Regions from separate parts of the Mus musculus genome. Here region 1 is linked to region 2. The links are chromatin loops, found by intact Hi-C in ENCODE. Cell type or tissue: heart. All regions are shown on one strand. Links, peaks and the distances in the headings refer to the core of each region. The heading gives the core; the rest is flanking DNA. Region 1 overlaps Snx31 (sorting nexin 31). Region 2 holds the start of Fbxo43 (F-box protein 43).

Evidence for each region. Hi-C counts contacts between places; a loop is a spot of excess contacts. Peaks named below come from ENCODE experiments on the same cell type or tissue, not always from the same donor. Only the 100,000 strongest peaks of a DNase experiment are listed, where the experiment ranks them.
Region 1: a loop joins it to region 2, with 4 times the contacts of the local background. A loop is called at or near these places in 33 of 42 quality-filtered maps.

Annotation. Positions count from the first base shown.
Region 1 is chr15:36,496,681-36,507,034 of GRCm38, forward strand. Snx31 (sorting nexin 31) reads right to left here. Exons shown (of 14, transcript NM_001347022.2): 14 at 7,382-8,793. The coding sequence ends at 8,701. Ankrd46 (ankyrin repeat domain 46) reads right to left here and starts at 111. Exons shown (of 5, transcript NM_175134.4): 1 at 47-111. In heart, for the core only: CTCF peaks have their summits at 8,002 (motif pointing right), 8,980 (motif pointing left) and 9,180; no DNase peak of the experiment used is centred there; H3K27me3 peaks cover 301 bases.
Region 2 is chr15:36,162,622-36,172,615 of GRCm38, forward strand. It overlaps Fbxo43 (F-box protein 43), which reads right to left and starts at 2,240. Exons shown (of 5, transcript NM_001081253.2): 1 at 1,849-2,240; 2 at 1-548. The coding sequence starts at 438. It overlaps Gm22979 (a small nuclear RNA gene), which reads left to right and starts at 7,175; the gene lies at 7,175-7,333. In heart, for the core only: a CTCF peak has its summit at 1,527; DNase peaks (open chromatin) are centred at 2,230 and 2,320; H3K4me3 peaks cover 896 bases; H3K27ac peaks cover 566 bases; H3K27me3 peaks cover 1,334 bases.

The DNA.
Region 1 (10,354 bases), core at 7,855-10,354, 340 kb after region 2:
TCACCGGCTCCCGCCCAGCTGCTGCCCACGGCCCCGGCCCTGGTACCTGCGCCCGCGGCAGCAGTGATGGCAGCAGCTCCTCCTCTCCAGCGGCGACAGGCGGGGCGCGGACGACCACAGAGGTGGAGCTCGCGAGGGCAGAGCGGCCTCGCACCCCGCGGCGGCGCGCCCCCTGCAGGCGGGAGGCTCTCATGGCGGTTCGGCCTCTAGCCAGCATCGCGCACATTCACCCCTTTTAAAAAACATACATCCCATTCCCTCAACTAAGTAGAAATTTAAAAGGCAGAAACAAATATATTAAGTGCCACGCGCATTAATTTATTAGTTTAGGGCTGCAGGGGAGGTGTTTAAAATCTGAATCCACAAGTTAGCAAATAATGGCTGACAAGTCTACTCTAAGCTATAATCCTGCCGAGTTATTATTCAGAGTGAATGCTTACACCCACTTATAAGGGTTCCTTGACTTATCATGACATGTGAAAATGATGATACACCCATATATGGAACATTCTTTCACAGAGCTTCTCTCTCTCTCTCTATCTCTCTCTCTCTCTCTCAACTCCAGTCATATAGCCAAGGTGACTTCTTTTAAACACTGTTCTACAAATTCTAGTATCATCCAACCCACCAGATGACCCTGTAGGGTGTTGTCTGTTCAAGAATTACATCTAAGTCGTCCTCCCGCCCCCAGCCCCCGGCAATGTCAAATAGATGTATAGGAGTATTGCCTGGCTTAAGGAAACCTCATATTCCTTTCATTTAAGGATTATAAGAAGGCTGGAGAGATAGCTCAGTTGGTAAAGGACCTGCATTGCAAGCATAAGGTCCTGAAGTCACCCCAGAACCCACATAAAAAGCCAAGCATGCTGGCATGTGGTAATCCAAGTTCTGGCTAGTAGGAGATAGCTGGGTCTCAGTGGTCCCCCTGACCAGTCTGCCAGCCTGGGCTATTCATGGGCTTTAATGAGAGTCCTCTCAAAAAAAAATCAAGATGATTGGCTCTTAAGGTATGTCACCTGAGGCTGACCTCTGGTCTCCATGTGCAAGTGCATGTTAAGTGTTTGCACACTCATGTTTGTGAATGCATGGGCCTGTGCACATATACACACACAGGCCACACACCAGGGCAGGGTGAGCTCAGCCATCCCCAGGGCTGCCAATCATCTTTAGCTATTTAACATTTACTTGTGCAGTGACTGACTATAAATATTCTGTAAATTGGGGATACATTAATCAATTTGTCAGTGGCTAAGTCCATAATATCTTCATATATGCCCATGCACTGTGCCAAATCATTGGGTAATTTAAATGATAATTCTATTCTTACAATTTATTCTTCCCCGGTTGGTGTATCAAACAACTTGAGAGTTTATTGATTGTATTCTAATTTATCTTTTCTTCTTCACGAATTATGGCTTCTGATCAATGGGGAAAATGTAAGGACTGTGAAGGCAGCTTTTTTTCTTCCTCTGAGGAGATTAAGGAAATGGACTGTGAGTTGCCTGTGCTCTCTGAATCCTTGTCCCCATGTCTGCGGACTTGACACAGTGAAGACTGAACATCTTCATAGATGATACTTTTATATCCCAGCAATATCTTGATACTTAATGGGAGTGACCATAAATCAAAGATTATATTTAGTCATTTTACATGCCAGGAAGGCGCACAGTGTTATCACCCTGCTAAAATCCAAGTGCTACATTGCTTTTCGAGGCTCTTCAGAAACTCCCTACCTTACTCAGCTTCTAAAGCCACCTCTGTCCCCCTGCTGTGGCCATTCCTCCATTCGATGCCTTTTCTCTTCCCTGGATTTCGCCTCCATGCCAGAATCTTCTCAGACTTTCTCTCACATCTTATCACACTCCTGTGCTTTGTGGGAGACTCTTAGATGCTCTAGAATGATCTCCTCATCTCAGGACCCTCGTTTGGATGATCACTCTCGAAAAGTCCCCTTTCCCTGGAGTGACACTATCTACATGGCGTCTAGAGTCACCCAGGAGGTGCCCTGGGTGGGCCTGGAGAGCATTATCTTGGTTACATTAACTGAACTAGGAAGACCCATCCTTTTCGGGCAACACCATTCCCTGGCTGTGACCTTGGCCTGTGTCCACAGAGAAGGGAACTGAGCAGAAGCAGGCACCCGTTGCTGTCCACTTCCTGACTGTGGATGCACTCTGACCAGCTGTCTCAAGCGTTTATGGCCACAGCTTCTCTGAAGAGATGGACTGTGCCCTGAACTATGAGCCAAAACTAAGCTTTTCATTCCACAAGCTTTCTTTGTCACCTTTCTTTATCACAGAAACAGAGAAAGAAACTAAGACACTACGCAGAGCTGCATGTGTGTAGGTTCTGGAGACTGTGGGGAAGCGGACATTTAAAGGCTGCCATCTGTGTCTGATCTTAGACTTTAATCAGGAAAACGTCCCTCTGTGTATTCGTCACCACAGATACATTTGGTTGCAAGTTCCAACTGGGATAAGATAATGGAATAAAGGAGCCTTTTCCATTGAGGAAAAGACAGCAGTGATGTGTTTGGATAAATGTTTATTCTGAGACTCCATATTTATTCTTCGGAGTTAGAGGGCACCACGTGTATGGCTCCTGTGGTGATAGCGAAGGATCGATCTGTGTTACAGAGTCCCACGTTTACCCTTGAATTCTCAGCACCTCCACAAGAGGATGGGCACGTGGGCTGCATTGGGGATTATTTGCTTAGTGGGTCTCCACCGAGTGGCACAGTGGAATCACCCCAGGAACTTTAAAATCACCTGCGCCCAGTCAAGACCGATTCAAAGTTGTACAAGAGCGGAGTGTGGGCGGCTGTGTTTCTGCTGCTCCAGGAATCCGAATGTGTAACAGGGCTGGGTGGAGAAGGCCGAGTTAGATCCAAGCAAGGCGAGGACAGAAGATTGCTCAGAGCAGGAAATGAAAGTCTAGGTTGTGCTGATTAAGCCTTCCTACATGGTCTCAGAAAATGCAGAAGACTTTTAAAAATACAAATGGGGACCCTAGTCTGAAGAATACAATCCTCTAGTCAGAACCAGTTCTCTGTGCAGAAAGAGATGTGTTCAGAATGCTGAAGTGTTTTTTAAAAAACACTCAGGACTTGTAAAGAAAGAGGTCCCTCCTAATGCAGGGTTAACAGTGCATGCCTTTAATCCCAGCTCTCAGGAGGCAAAGGCTGAAGGGCCTCTGTGAGTTTGATGCCAGCCTGGTCTACAGAGTTGTATGACAGCCAAGGCTACATGAAGAGACCCTGCAGTCGTGTTCCAGGTCTTTTTTTGTTTGTTTCTTGTAGTACTATATATTGACCAGGAGAGGGCGATATGCTCCTGAAAAGCGTGGCTCCCACAAGTCTCAGGTCTGGTAACTAACAGTGAAATAGGTGCAAAGGTCCCTGGGTTCTCAGACAGAACCACAGACTGAGCTGACCGAACGCCATACTATAGCATGTATTCATTGGCACTAGGCTGGATCAATCTCCATCCCCTAACAGTCTGAAACACTTAAACCCATATAAATATATGTGCCAGGCAACATCAGTTTTCTTTTTCAAAACTGAGGAAAAATTCAAAGCCAAGAACTAACACAAGAACATTTTCTTCCAAGAACCAACACAACTAGAAAGTGTCGCAAGCCAAACTTTCAAAATAAGAGTTCTTTTCCTTGTTAATTACAAAATAAACATCTTGCAACTTGATTTTGTGTGTGTGTGTGTGTGTGTGTGTGTGTGTGTGTGTGTGTTTGTTTGTTTTAATTAAGAACGATGAAGCCGAAAGCCTGGAAAGGAGATGGTTGTTTTTCTTTGCCATGCCAGAAGCACCGAGAGCCACCCAAAGCCATCCCGGCTTTCACTCAGAGGAAATGAGCACTCCACAGAAACACAGATAGTGTCCAGCAGTAATTTCCTTCCCTCCCACAGTTGCTCAACAGCCAACACCCTGCAAACCCTGCTCAGGGGACTGTGCTGCCAGGCTGTGGGAGTGCAGAACTACTGTGCGTGTTGATCAGATAAAGGGTTTGTTCTGGGAGCTGCCTTATGCAACTGTACCAGCTGCTCAGGGATGGTTTAGAAAGGAGTGTTGGAGGATCAATAACCAACAACTGGCTGCCAAAAGTTCTTTTGCCACCAAACCTGCTGGCCTGAGTTTATTCCCCGATGCTTGTTAAGTCTGGGCACAGAAAAAGCTAAAGATTCCCACTGGTCCCCCAAAGCCTGGGGACGTCTGCTCAGTGAGCAGCTCAGAACATTCCAGTCCTCTAGGTTGTCAGAGGGCTCACTTCAGCCTAAGTGTGAAGCTGAGCTCAGCGCAGGGACTCCAACAGAACTGAAGATTTACTGCATAGCAGCCTTAACTCTCCCCATAATCTCAACACACACTCCCAGTGACCGTTACACAGAAGCAAAGGCATTCTTTAGTCCTGCCTGAGCTGGCCTCTGCCATGCAGTCCTTTCAAAACGCTGGTCCTCTGCTACATTTCCACTTTTATAATACTGTGACCTCACTGACAGGGTGAAGCCGAGGTCTGTTCACCTGAGAGTCAGAAGGGAAGGCTTTTTCTGCACAAACAGACTGAGACGTCCTCAAAACCCATGTTCCTGACCAGGAAGAATGGAACCTCTGACTGGTTTGTAGGGGGAGATGGGGCAAGCCTGAGAGGCAACTCTGAGCCTATATATTTGTTGCTCCAACCTGTTGCTCACATCCAAAATGTGACCCTTAACAGTGACTGCAGATTTTTTTAAGAACCCCAAAGATGTACCCTGGGTACATCCTCTAGCTCACAAGGAAGGATTAAGAAATAGGAAAAGAAAAAAAAAAAAAAAAAAAAAAAAAAGCTTGGTTTTGTTGTATCGTCCCCAAATCCACATGTTGAAATTCAGTCACCAGTGTGATGATATCAAAAGGTCAGGCATTTAGGGAATGATCAAGTTACGGAGGCAGAGGCCCCTGGATTAAATGGTTACCTTGCAGAAGAACTTAAGGGGCAAGTTCCTTCCTTCCTGCAGGCCGCATCCAGCAGTGTGCAGATGGGGAACAGAGAACATCCTGAACTAGATGGTACCAGTCCTCCCAGCCTCCAGATCTGTGAGAAAGATATGTGTGTGTTCCTTTGTTTGTTTTGTAAATTATTCTGCCTCAGGGATTTTCTTATATTAAAGAGAAACTTCTTAGCAAAGTACAATTGTACCTCAATAAATGTTGGGGCACATATGAGACTCAAAAGTACATTTGTGGAATAACTGGTCATAGTTTTTCTAAGTCACTGCAACACAGTTTAATCCTGTGTGGCAGGCAGCACAGAATACCTTTGCCCTGACACTTTTTTGGCTTGCAAGGACAGGAACGAGGTTATCCCAGAAGGACAGGCACTCTCCACTGTGTCTCCCATAGCCAATCTCTGCCAGCCTGGTTGGCACTGCACACACTGCTCCTAAGGCGGGGAATAACTAAAAAGCAGCCAGGAAAGTCCAGCTGCCCCCGCACTGAGGTTTGTATGGGTGTCTTCCATTTTTGTAAGGTAGGATCCTTCACTTCAGGGCTTTCTCACCAAAGCTTGAAACCTGTCTGGTTTTCCACAAATTTAGATCATAAGTTTTCTTAAACTAACTTTGGGGATGATCTTAACTTCATCTCTAACTGGAATGAGTAACATAAAATTTGCCTAATTGCTCACAAGAGGATGCTCCCAGGCTGTGAGTTCCTGGAGCTCACTAGTCGGACGGGACCACAGTGCGGCAGTGGGAGATGCATGGGAGATGCCCACCTCGCAAACAATGCATCCCCTGCCTCCTCCACAAGAGTCCACGGCTCAGACAATGGCTGGCTACAGGTAATCAGCTTCCCTTTCCTTCTACTCCAATTATGCCTTTGAGAAATTTCAAATTCAAGTTTACTTATGGTAGTTATTTTGGAATGTAGACCGCAGTTTTAAAGAGCACAGCTGGGTGTGGTGGTACACACGTAGAGTTTCAGCGCTGAGAGGCAGAGGCAGGTGGACATCTGTGAGCACAAGGCCAGAATGATCTGTACAGCGAGTTCCAGGTCAGTCCAGGCTACATAGAGAGATGCAGTCTAAAATTAAAATAACAACAGCAGCAGCAACAACAACAACAAAACAACAACAACAAACAACAACCACCCTAGCTCTAGTTCTATGGGATAATGTTGGAATGTAGTTATGTCAGGAGAAAGTACAGCTGACTGATAGGAACCTTTTTTGACAGGTACAACTAGCCCTCAGGATCCATGAAGCCTAAAACCCACAGACGGTCACATCCTTTGTGGAGATCACATGCCATTGCATGAAACCTTCACGTAGCATCCCATACATTAAACCCCCTCTGGGTCACACAGGATACCCAATACAAAGCAAGCCCAACTGAAAAGCCCACTGCACTGTATTTAGGGAACAGTGCTGAAAAAGCGAAGTCCGTACCTGCTCAGGACCTGTTCAGCCTCGGTGGATGAAGGTGGAAGGGCAGCAGAATCCGCACAGTATGTAAATCCAGACTGCATGAAAGGACAGCGGGCGTATGCCCGGCATGCCCAAAGCCACAGGGCACCCCTTGAGAGCTGCTTGCAGCCTACCTTATAAAGACTGTGCACTGACTGGTGACTTCTCCAGGGCTGAGGTGGCCCTGTGGTGGCAGGGAGTCTCCATAGAGTTGAGATGTTAGTTCCAGGACCTGTGGGGGCTCATAGCACTCCGGCCTGCAGCAGGGCTGGCCACCCCAGCAGGTGAGATTCAGGCTCACCAGCTGATAACCACTAGGTTGATTCTGAAGTAAGTCAAACTTCCAAACTCCGAGATGCTGGGGATTTGATCCTTCTAGCTTTGTCCTCCTCAGTAAGGGGCGAGTGCTGCATGCAGATAAGCATGGGGACTCAGGGAGGAAACTGCAGACAAAGGCTCTATTAACTGCTGGGAAGTTGCCGCCTGGTGTGGCACACACTATTTTCTTTTATCCTGTATGGACTCCCGTAATTTTAACTTAAAATTATAAGTGCTTTGTTTTGGACAGGGACTTGCTGTGTAGCCCAGGCTGGCCTTGAACTTGTGGCCTTCCTGCCTCAGCCTCCTGAGTGCTGAAGTTTCAGACAAGCACCACACACCTAGCCTTAACCTGAAGCTCCGGGGAGAGCGGCTTGGCTCACTTCCTAAGCACCATTCTCTTCCCCATCGCGGATGGTCCTTCCCTATTGCTAGTGGGTCCCCTCCCCCGCCCGCTCTCTACTCTAACTTCGGGGTCTCTCTTCTTGGAGCCTACCTGATGGCTCACAACTGTCCTCGGTGCACGGCTCAACTTTTCCTTTTGACATCAATTACACATTCTCTGAGCTGACTTACCCTCATACATCAAATTGAAACACAAAATGGGCATCAGATTTTTTTTTAATCTACAAAAGCTGCAGTCACATACTGTTCAACCTTCTGATCTCAATACAGAGTCTGGGTTCCTGCTGTCTGAGACGGCCCCTGTGCTGTGCTATCAGGGTTAGATGGACCCTCACTAGTCTTAAGTCGGTGTGACAGTTGATAAGCTTCCATTAACTCTGATGGTGACGCCAGCATACTGACCTGGGTGACACAGATATCTCTGCAGAGATCCTACGACAGCCTAAAACTCAAACTCATAGGCATTGATTTATAGATATTAGAGGACTCGTAGATTCCACATTTCAAAAGATGCACAAATTTTCACTAGCAAACTCTGTATTCATCGGATTTTATATTTATTTCATAATTAGCTAACTCAGAAAAGAACATTAGTTATTTTTGCATATTTATCTTCCCCTCTCTATTTTGCTCTTAATTCCATATCTAATTACGTTAGTATGGTACACCTGAAGCTGTTTAAGGAAAACTATTGTGGAAAAAAAAATACACATTTGTAAAGCTAAGAGATTTGCTACGAGTGCAGGACTATTGATTTCCAAAAGAAAAATATTCAAATTGGCGAGATGATTATTGGTCAGAATTCAATTTTATTTATTTTTATTATGTGTATGTGTGGGTGCCAGAGGAGGCCAGAAGAGGGCACTGGGTCCTCTGGAGCTGGAGTTACAGCTGGTTGTTAAGTACCATGTGGGTTAAGGGAATTTAGTCCTCTGCAAAAGTAGCAAGTGCTCTTAACCACTGAGCCGTTTCTCCAGCCCAGAGCCCAGTCTTCTAATAGTGGAACAGAACCATACAGTGAGGGACGCAGGCCAGGGCAGCCCGGGACTTTGTGGTCATCGTTTTAGTAGACTAAGGAGTGAGTAAAGGTGGGGATTGGAATTTTAGCTCCTTTTGCTCTCTGGATAGGTCAAAGAAGCCATACTTTCCCAATCTGGTGAATCTACTTTGGTGCCAAACATATTCCTATAATTTAGAACAAGCTTTTTATCCCTGCAATACGAGAACATACAAAGGGCTTCATGGAGCCAGGTACATCTATCTTAGAGGGAAGATAGAACAAACCTCCCATTGGTTGATTTGAACCTGCCCACCTGCCACTTAAGTCAGCTCTATAGCGTTGGTTCCTACACCATGTTAGCCCTGAGAGTTATGGAGTGCTGAAGTTAGACTGATCAGCACAGGAGACTGCAATGTCAAAGAAAGAGAGAAGTGGATAAATGCCTGGATGGTGGGAAGCCCACCTCCCACACCCACGCGCTGGCACTGTCTTAAGACAGCCGTAGAGATGAGATTCCTTCAGAGACCTTCTTCCATCAGGGTATCCCAAACATAGTCACCTTCGGATCTCTTCATCTTGCCTTTTCTCAGAAAATTAAAATAGACTTTCTGCTGAAAAATAAATAGGTAGAAATGTAAACTAGAGGGAGAAACTTCCACAGTAACAACAAGAAAATGCTCAAGGAGTTTGAAATACTATCAAAAGAGAAGCAAAAGGTTATATCTGTTTAAGCAAGGATGACTTTAAAAGGCACTTTTATCCTGCACTGGGGGAGGTGCCCTTCTGGGGAGACTGAGGACAGCACCCCCTGCAGGCTTGCTCAGGAAGCTCTCTAGGCTCTGGGGTGCCGCCCAGGCTACATTAACTAACTCCTGCCTGCCTTGTTCCTCACTATCCTTTCACAGTCCTGTGAATTTCAGTTCTTCACTTCATTTTCTTGTGCACAGAAACACAAACTTTTTAAAGTATCGTGTAAAGCATCTTAAGACGGTATCTGCCTTCAGGACTTAATGAGCTCTCAAAGCGTTATTTTACAAGTCAGCATCTCTCACAAGTCTCTGGGATACCTGGAGGGTCTGACTCCCCAGTGCTGGGATCCTGTGTGCACGCTCCCACTCCCAGCCTTCACACAGACCTCAGATTTGCACCGCGAGTGCTTATGGACTAAGCTAACCCCTCAGCTCCAGCTGAACCGGACTCTGCGGTGAGCCAGCCATCACTGGCTTTCAGAATTCTCCAGAAGGTTGATGCTGATGTGCAGCCAAGGCTGAGATCCTAGAGGCTGGCTATCAGCATGCTGTGCAAATGCATGAACACTGGGTTGATAATCACCTACCTTTGCAGATAAAGAAACTAAAAGCACGCACTGAGTCTCTCTACGGCGTTTGTGATAAAGCTGACTTTCAAGGTTCTCACCCCAGTTCTGCTACACCTGGCCTTACGGTAAATACCAAGAATCAGCCTTGTCGGCCACACTCGAGGATTACCTAGCACACACTTAGGGTTTGGGTCTGTCTGAAAAGAGCAGGCATGACAGGTTAGCTATTATGAAAGAGGAAGTTTGTGTATAAAGATTTAATTCTTTATTTATTGTTAGTGTATGTGTGCGTGCAGGCCGCCAGATGCACATGTGGAAGTCGAGGGACAATTCTGGGGAGTCAGTTCTCTGCTTCCACCACGTTTCTCCCTCTTTGTGTGCTCCGGGCAGGGTGGCCCTCAGGTTTCCGGGCAGTTCTCCAGTCTCTGCCTCCTATCTCACGGTGAATGCTGGGGCCACTACAGCAGCTTTTCCCTGCAATCACTGGCTTGAGCCATCTTTCTGCCTCCTATAGCTGGCCTAGTTGTTTATTATTGCTATTCTTGTTACTGCTGTTATTATTAATAATTTCTCTATGTGTGCACACAAGTGGAAGTCAAAGGACAGCTTTCACCCATCAGTTTTCTCCTTCAACTGTGGGACCCAGGGATTGAACCCAGGGTGCGAGGCTAAAGCAGCAGGCACTCTTAACTGGGACCACCTCACCACCAGCACCGTGCTGTTTCCTGAGCTCATTTATTAAAGAAAAGCATCTTCTCTATTTAACCTATTTTAAGGGTCTCTTTCTGTATAGGCACATGTATACATCCACCAGACCCTGTACCAGGTGCAGGCTCAATAGCAATCCCATTACA
Region 2 (9,994 bases), core at 1-2,500:
GCTAAAGTTGTCTTCCTTTGGGAAACCTGAAGTGCTACCTGGCAAATGTTTTTCTAGGCTAACACCTTGGCTTATGTTACTTTCCAGAGATCTGCTTTGTGAATCAGAATCCCCCTTCAGAAGAGGGAAAGAAAAGTCTAGCCGCCTGCGTAATGTGCATTTTTTCCTTCTGAGTTTAGGAGTCTCACAAAGTTCTGGGCTTTTATCCTTTTCCTTCCTTAGGGACACAGACTTCATTATTTGACTGGGAGATACTGCAGAATTGGGGGAACCTAAACTTGGAGTTTCAGGATGCTCACAGGTTAGCATAGGCTCTTCTTCTTTCTTATTAAGGCTGCAAGATTCTGACAGCTCGTGATGGCCCCTATATTTAAAGGAGGATGTGGAACAAAAGTCTATGAGGCTGAGACCCTTGACAGTGACAGCAGAGGAGTCCATATTGCTTCCTGCTCTGTGGCTGGCTGAGTGCCTTTGGGATATCTTCAAGCTCTCTGTTTTTACCAAGTAGATACAAGTTTATTCTTCCTTTGTGATGTGCAGCCAAGCAACTTATAACAAAATATATAATTTGTGTTAAATATAGATAATAGGAAATTATGTGATTTTTTTCAAGTTACTTAAAAACAAATTTTCATAATAAACTGTCCTAAATGTCCTACTTAAAATACCACCTTGCTATAAACTGTATTATATTCTGATTACTTGACAACCATAGGCAAAGCACCAAGCACAAATATTTACTTGAACTATTCTTAACAAAAACATACCAGCCTTATTTTCAGATTATTTTGTTACTGTATGATTTTAGTTAGCAAGTGTATATTCGGTTGCAACATTCTAATGTCTCTGTGTTCAGTTATTTCCTTTCAAAGCTCACCAGGCGAGGCTGGGGCTGCGGCTCAGAGGTCAAGAGCTTTTGCACTGCTCTCACCAGATACCCAGGCTCGGTTCCCAGCTCACATCCTCATGTTCAATAGTGTCTCTATGTATGTCTCTATGGGCACTGTACTCATGCACATACACAGACATACATAATTAAAAATAAATCAGAAAAAAACCACTATGTTTTTTCTTTTTAACATTTATTTGTGGGTGACACACATGCAAACATAGCATGCCATAGAAGTCATTTCTCTCGTTCGGCCACATGGACTTAGACATGTATGGTATGTAAGTTAAATATGTAGTTTAAATATTACAAAATAACCTGCTACAAAAACCACAAGATCCGAGGCTCACTGCTATAAAGCAAAGTGATTTTTAAGCCTCTTCCGCTTTTGGGCAGTTTTGACTTCTGATCCCCTGTGCTTATGACTAACTTCTGCGCATGCCTGGTAGGACAAGATGATTAAGCTCTGCTTTCTACAAATTGCTCCAAATAGTAAGTTACAATGTTTCCTCTCATAAATCACTTTCTCCTGAAAAAATATTAATTCAATCAATTTGCGAAAGTTAGAGCATGTGCATTTACTGTATTGTATTGAATTTTATTCCATGTGAAATTTATTCTAAAAGTGACCTGTTCTGCCACTTCACCACTAGGTGCCTCACCAGCATAAGATTTGGGAAATGGAAGCTAAAAACCGTTGGGAATAAAGTAGGAGCCCTGATACACGCTCCCTACTTGGGAAAACCAGAGACTCTGTCGCTGCCTTCATCCTCATCTTGCTTATACACCAAAATGCCTGCTTCAAACTTTGAAAATTATTCATGCAACCACAGGCTGATGAATCAAACAAACCTTTTGATGGCAAAAAAAAAAAAAAGTTCTGATAAATCACTCAGAACTCCTATCTACAAAGACTTACGCAAAATAAAAAAAAATAAAAATAAAAAAAAAAGACTTACGCCCTATACAAGTCAGAAAACTGCTTCGTTAAACCGATGCTCTCATTAAAGTGGAATATCTTACCACCAGTCAACCTTGAGTTCTTAAGACATGTCAAAGTAAGGTAGGCTTCCAAACAACAAAGTCTGTCATCTTTGCCTTTAAAGTTCATGCCGAGGTACCACCACTTAAGAGAAAAACCTCAACAATTAACGGAGCCCGGAGCAGCGCCGGGACGGCTTCAGGAGGGGCAGCGGCTGGGAAGGTCAAGTCGCTCGGAATCTCTCCGCCCCGCAGCAGCCGCACTCTCCGGCCTCTCTCCAGCCAGTCTTGGACCTGGGGGAATCTCCCGACTAGAGACCAGAGATGCCCCCCCACCGGAGCTGCCGAGCCGTCTGCTGCGGGCGGGACTAACGGTCGTCACCCGGACGTGCGGGCGGGCGTGCGGGCGGGAGACGCCCCTGGGAGGAGGGCGGAGCGGCTGCGGGCCGGCGCACCTGGGCCGCGCCGCCCACCTGAGCCGGGAGCCTCGGCCGAGCCCGCCCCTGCCACCTTTCCCCGCCCAGGGCACCACCCTCCCCACCTTCCGTCTGAGCGCTCGCCCCGCCTCCCCGCCCTCATCCCTTCGCAGCTCCGCCCTGCTCCATCCAGCTCTCTGTTGGTCCCTGCATCACTGCGTGCGACCAGACTGGAGGGACGCATCGGTTAGAAAACCTGCAGTGCCAGGCATCATCCCTGGAAGTGTTTCGCCCGATGTACAAAGTCAAAGAATCCTATCAACAGCTTTGGATAGTAAAGGCGTAAATACAGCATAAGGACGGAGAGGTTGACTTCCTAACTATTTGATTTTGGGTTAAGAGAGTGGCAGTGGTCCCTGGGAGTCCACTTGAACTTGTTAGGTAGCCAAGACTGTCCTGGAACTCCTGATTTTCCTGCCTTCATCTTCCAATGGCTAGGATTACAGGAGTGCCCCAATAAACCCAGCAACACCCCCCAACTTTGGTTTTGGTTTTGTGTGTGTGTGTGTGTGTGTGTGTGTGTGTGTGTGTGTGTGTGTGTGTGTGTGTTTAAGACCGTGTCACATGAAGTCCAGGCTGGACTTGAACTCCCGATCCTCCTCATTCCACCTTCCAAGTTCTGGCGTGTGCCACCACACCTGGTTAATGATTTTTTTTAAAAATAGTTTATGATTTTGCCCTCGTTTCTACAGTGAACAAATATATAAATTTTGTGAATAGACAAAAAAGAAAAAAGTTGTGAGTCACACCTCTATAGTCTCTGCAGTCAGGAGGCAGAGGATCTCCATAGAGACCAGCCATGTCTACATACCAAGTTTCAGGTCAGCCTAAGCTACATAGCCACTGACCTGAAAAAAAAAAAAAAAAAACCAACAAAACAAAAGTTATGAATAAATGAGTGACTGTGTTTATTGGTTTCAGACATTCCTTTTTAGGGATCAGAAACAGCCAAGAACCTATCACACCAAATACATTTAAAGTCTTGGCTTTCATTCAGTGTTCCAAGAATGCACAGCCTGACCCCCATCGCCTGTCTAGCTGGTCTTCTCCGAGCAGAGACTCTTTTCTTCCTGGGACCACTGCAACAAGACATTCCACCTAGGCAGTGTTCAAAGTTTTATCTTCTCCAAATTGACACAGGTCTCAATCAGAACCTCAGCTGCCACCTTTAAGCTAGTAACAACCACTACCCTCTTCTCTGAGGATTCTCCTTAGCGTTGACAAATAGGCTTAAAATACCCAAACTCAAAAGTAAGCTCAAGCTACATGCTATTCATGCAAAGATGAACAGGGCACAGTTTCTTAATGAGGCTTGTTTATAAACAGGTGAGAGTGCCCTCACTCCCTAGGGCACTGGGCAGGTGCTAACCATTAAACCAGTTAGAATTTGACAGCTCAGCTGATAAGGGCACTTGCTACTCTTTCAAAGGACCTGAGTTTTGTTCCCAGCACCCTTACCACACTGCTTACAACTGCCCAGAACTGCAACTTTGGGAATTGACACCCTTTTCTGACCTCTGCAGGCACTCGCACACACATGGCATATATTCACAAAGATACACATTTAAAAATGTTTAAAACCACTGTGTTTGTGTAATCTCTGATAGTGAGCACTCCCCATGTTCATTTTCCTGTAGATAAAGATTCCTGAGGAGGTTGACTCCCTAGTTAGAAGCTACTGCACTCTTCCTTGCTGCCCTGATAGGCTGTCACATTCACGTCTTTACCAGCATCTACACAACCACCTCATCCAGTATCATTCCTAGGTTTATTTCCCCTGCACTTTTTGCTATCCCAAGCCTTAATGAACTCTCATTGACCCTCAAACCACTTCCATTTAAGCCAGGGGAGTAGTGCCCCCCAACCAGAGACCTAACAGAGACTCCTTTGACTGGATCTAAACGCGTAATACTGTGTTGGCATTACATACCCTTCCTCTGGCTATATGAGCAGGGTATTTGATTTTATTTGGTGGGATGCCTAGGAAACACTCTGTTACGATGCTCTCCTGCTCTTGTAATGGGAAAAAGCTCAATAAAAGTCCTCTTGTCTGCTTCTAACGTTTATTCATTTATTTATATATTTTTTAGATTCTTTGTGTGTGTGTGTGTGTGTGTGTGTGTGTGTGCGTGTGCGCTCTCGAGAGCATAGGACAGTCATAGTAAAACCCAACAGTGTCTGTTCTCTTTTGATTGTGTGGGTTTCAAAGACTAAGCTTGGCTTCTTAGGCCTGGTGACAAGCACCTGTACCTACTGAGCCATCTCACTCATCCCTTGCCTGCTTTGAGGAATGCAGCTGATAGGAGGAAATTGATATGCAGCAAGAAGCAGCAGAGATGGCCGAGCAGCTAAGCAGCATGGCAAGGTGGCTGACTGCTTGGCAGCTAGAGAAGGGTCAGCTGAAGATTTCCAGAGCACAGCAGGAGCAGGACAATATGAGTGGGAGGTAGAGACGGTGAGGAGAGGCTGGAAGGATACAGTAAGGCTGTGCAGGCCCTGGTGGCTGAAGAGTTCTAGAGAGCTGTCAAGATTGATTTATCTGAATCAATCAAAAGCAGATTTATTACTTAAAAAATAATCTTTATCCAAGAGTGGTGGTACATACCTTTAATCCAGGTATTTGGGAGGCAGAGGCAAACACAGATCTCTTGTGAATTTGAGGCCAGCCTGATCTACACAGTGAGTTCCAGGCCAGACATAGCTATATATTCAGAGTTCATATAGGTGGTGGTAATGATGATGCACCTGGATCCTGAGAATCGTAGCCCACCTTTGGGGGCTAAGGAGTCCAGACTTCCACATCCTACAACCAAGTCTAATATTTGTGGAGCTTATTGATGGCCATAGAGCAAAGCGTGAGGCTATGCAAGGCCTGTAGGAGAACTAACACTAGATGGCACCACTTGCTGCTCTTCCTGGTCTGCAGCTGTTGCTCAAATCTGCTCAGAAAGCAAAGCGGCAAAGGCCAGCCCTTGACAAGCTGGTCTGTCTTTGCTGCTTATAGTTTCTATCTGAGTAAGAAGATCCCAGCCATCCGACTGGTAACACTGGTACAGGACAGGGCAATACTGTAATGGAGTTCAACAGTGGAACAAAGGAACATCTAATCCACTAGAGGAGAGATACAGTGCTGACCTGTAAGCACCATAAGGTGAAGTGGATTTTGATGGGTGCGTAGCAATAGGAGGGCAGACAACAGGGAACCCTGAACTAAACATGCAAGGACAGGAAATGTTAGGCACATTAGAAAAGCTGTTAATCACTCGTTACAGACATTGTTGTCCCTACTCCTTTCCCCTGGGGCTCTCAGGGATCTGAGTGATGCTGATGGCCTGTTTCAGGGTGAGTGTGACAACCTGTTGAAGGAGTGAAGCTGCTGGGTCCTTGGGCTGCAGAGGATGAGATACCATCCCCCTCTAGCCACATCAACAAGTGACAGGGGCAGCAGAACAGATAAACTGAGAGCAGACAGGGATGCTGGACCCCAAAGCAAGGCCAACTGGGGTCTCTGGAATCAGTTAAAAAACACTTCCAAGGAAAAGGCCATGAGCAACAGCATCAACAAAGTCAAAGCTAAAGGAAAGACATGAAATATAAAAGACTGCATTTTATTGCCAGCCACACATAATGCCTTGTTTTTTTCTGATACTAAAGGAAATGATTACTGATCCTCCTTTAGTAGAATTTATCTGAATCAATCAAAAGCAGATTTATTACTTAAAAAATAATCTTTATCCAAGAGTGGTGGTACATACCTTTAATCCAGGTATTTGGGAGGCAGAGGCAAACACAGATCTCTTGTGAATTTGAGGCCAGCCTGATCTACACAGTGAGTTCCAGGCCAGACATAGCTATATATTCAGAGTTCATATAGGTGGTGGTAATGATGATGATGATGCACCTGGAAACCAGGGCACTGGCGGACAGGGCTGGTGAAAAAAAGTTCTTAAGAAGAAACAGATCAGTCTCAAGAGTTGTGGATGAATGAATGTTAAGACTGATATCTACCCATGGACAGTGCAGAGCATCTTAGAGAAAAGGATGTATAGGATGGAAAGAAGTAAGGGTGGTGGCATGGAGACCAGCAGAGAGCCACTGTGTTACTCTGCAGCAGAGAGAAGAGCTACTGTGTTACTAGGCAGTAGAGAGCCAGTCACGGTGTTACTGTGCAGCAGAGAGAAGAACTACTGTGTTACTGTGCAGCAGAGAAAAGAACTACTGTGTTACTGTGCAGTAGAGAGCCAGTCACTGTGTTACTGTGCAGTAAAGAGAGAGCCACTGTGTTACTCTGGAAGATAGCTAGGGGTAGTGAACAACCTGGACCAACATGCTCAGTTGGTAGGATCAGCAGCCAGGGTGGGGGCATGGGGTAAACAGAACTGTCTTTGGAGGAAATGTGGTGTTCATGTAAAGATAAGGAAGTACCTGTGTAACCTAAGGAGTCAATGAACTCCACTTGTTTGACACTCCCACCTACAATAAATGGTACTCTTCCTGTCTCTTCAAATAAGTCTCTGTTAAAGCCATTTCATCCTACCTTGGTCAGCAGTGACAATCCTCCCCTCTGCAGCATTTCCCCTGTATATGTTCTTCTCAAATTCAGTGTTATCTAGATGGGGATGAAGCTCGGTTGGTAGAGTGCCTAGCATGTGAAGTGTTGGGGTTAACATAAGCTTAGCATGGTGACAACACGGTTGCAATCTCAGCATCTGGGAAGTGGAGGCAAAGGGACCAGAAGTTTGAGGATATCAGCTAGATATATTTGAGGTCAGTTTAGGATGAATGAGCACCCCACCCAAATAAATATGGTGATACTTACCTGGCTGATCCTCTTACCTGGCAGAGGAGTTGCTATAATCATGGAGATAGTTTTCCCAGGGTGAGCCTCATCCTCTCCATTCCAGATGTGCTGACACCAGCAATTTCCCCAAATGTGAGAAACTAAACTGCACAATTCATGGTGGTGGGCGGCATTCAAACTTTCCTTTGAAATATAAAGAATGTAATTTACTTATTTTATTTCCCCACACCAATGTAAACAGGGAAGAGCATTTTGCATATGGCTAAAAATAATCACACAACTACTGTTTTGTCATGCTTTCAAATTTAAAGACATTTATTTTTCAGGAGGCATTTTATTAAACGTGAGGGGGGAAGCATGCCAGAAGCAGGCATGGTAGCTCTTTTATTTCCCAGAATGTAGGAGGTGGAGGCAGAAGGATGAGAAACACAAGGCCATTCTTGGATACATAGCAAGTTTTAAGGCAGTGCCCTTACCCACTGATCCATCTTGCTGGCCCTGTCTTTTGCTTATCTACCACAGTCTTTTGCTTCTTTGCTTCCTTTTCTTGGATCAAGCTCCCATGATAGAATTCTAAAATTTACTTGATTCCCATGAGGTCTAGTTTTCTTTGGGGGCCTTTTCAATAAACATAATGAATTTTCCTCAATGACTTTGACATCCAAGCTATTCGGAAATTATCAACAAGCATAAAAGAAATCCAGAGATTCAAGAAAAAATGGCAACTTGTTTCATCATAACCATCTTATAAAGGGGTAAAGGCCTCAGGATGGCATCAGCCTTCACTGGGAGAGCGATACAGTGATTTCTGCCATGTGGTGAATGCTCACAGAGTTAGCTCCATGTTATCTTTGATAATGGGGTATGTCGTATGGTGATTCTCCAGTTACTGCTAATAGAAAAGGGGTGGGCACTAGCACCAGCATGAACTCTTATAGAAATATTGACTCTTTACTGTGGCTAGGCATTACATCACCATCCTGTAGAGTCCCAGGGTACATTTATGATCTACATGTGATGATCCATTCTAACCTTCACACATGTTTTGGTTTTTTTTTTTAAGATTTATTTATTTATATGTAAGTACACTGTAGCTGTCTTCAGACACTCCAGAAAAGGGAGTCAGATCTTGTTACGGATGGTTGTGAGCCACTATGTGGTTGCTGGGATTTGAACTCTGGACCTTCGGAAGAGCAGCCTGGAAGAGCAGTCAGGTGCTCTTACCCATTGAGCCATCTCACCAGCCCCACACATGTTTTGTATTAGAAAGTTTGGTACTTGAACAGATTTAGAATCTAGCAAAAAGTTATGCTTAATGGTATATACTTGTTAGCACTTGGAGACAGGAGGATCTGTGAATTCCAGGCTAGCCTAGGCTACATAGTAAGACTTAAAGAACTCAAGAAGGTGGACCTCAGAAAATCAAATAACCCCCTTAAAAAATGGGGCTCAGAACTGAACAAAGAATTCTCACCTGAGGAATACCGAATGGCAGAGAAGCACCTGAAAAAATGTTCAACATCCTTAATCATCAGGGAAATGCAAATCAAAACAACCCTGAGATTCCACCTCACACCAGTCAGAATGGCTAAGATCAAAAATTCAGGTGACAGCAGATGCTGGCGAGGATGTGGAGAAAGAGGAACACTCCTCCATTGTTGGTGGGATTGCAGGCTTGTACAACCACTCTGGAAATCAGTCTGGCGGTTCCTCAGAAAATTGGACATAGTACTACCGGAGGATCCAGCAATACCTCTCCTGGGCATATATCCAGAAGAAGCCCCAACTGGTAAGAAGGACACATGCTCCACTATGTTCATAGCAGCCTTATTTATAATAGCCAGAAACTGGAAAGAACCCAGATGCCCCTCAACAGAGGAATGGATACAGAAAATGTGGTACATCTACACAATGGAGTACTACTCAGCTATTAAAAAGAATGAATTTATGAAATTCCTAGCCAAATGGATGGACCTGGAGAGCATCATCCTGAGTGAGGTAACACAATCACAAAGGAACTCACACAATATGTACTCACTGATAAGTGGATACTAGCCCAAAACCTAGGATACCCACGATATAAGATACAATTCCCTAAACACATGAAACTCAAGAAAAATGAAGACTGAAGTGTGGACACTATGCCCCTCCTTAGAAGTGGGAACAAAACACCCATGGAAGGAGTTACAGAAACAAAGTATGGAGCTGAGATGAAAGGATGGACCATGTAGAGACTGCCATATCCAGGGATCCACCCCATAATCAGCTTCCAAATGCTGACACCATTGCATACACTAGCAAGATTTTACTGAAAGGACCCAGATGTAGCTGTCTCTTGTGAGACTATGCCGGGGCCTAGCAAACACAGAAGTGGATGCTCACAGTCAGCTAATGGATGGATCACAGGGCTCCCAATGGAGGAGCTAGAGAAAGTACCCAAGGAGCTAAAGGGATCTTCAACCCTATAGGTGGAACAACATTATGAACTAACCAGTACCCCTGAGCTCTTGACTCTAGCTGCATATGTATCAAAAGATGGCCTAGTCGGCCATCACTGGAAAGAGAGGCCCATTGGACACGCAGACTTTGTGTGCCCCGGTACAGGGGAACGCCAGGGCCAAAGGGGGGGAGTGGGTGGGTAGGGGAGTGGGGGTGGGTGGGTAAGGGGGTCTTTTGGTATAGCATTGGAAATGTAAATGAGCTAAATACCTAATAAAAAATGGAAAAAAAAAAAAAAGAAAAAACAAAAAACAAAAAGCAAGAGCTTGAGAGGCAGCTCAGCATTTAAGAGCACTTGCTGTTCTTGCAGAGGACAGGTTCAGTTTTCAACATCTAGGTATGACAGCT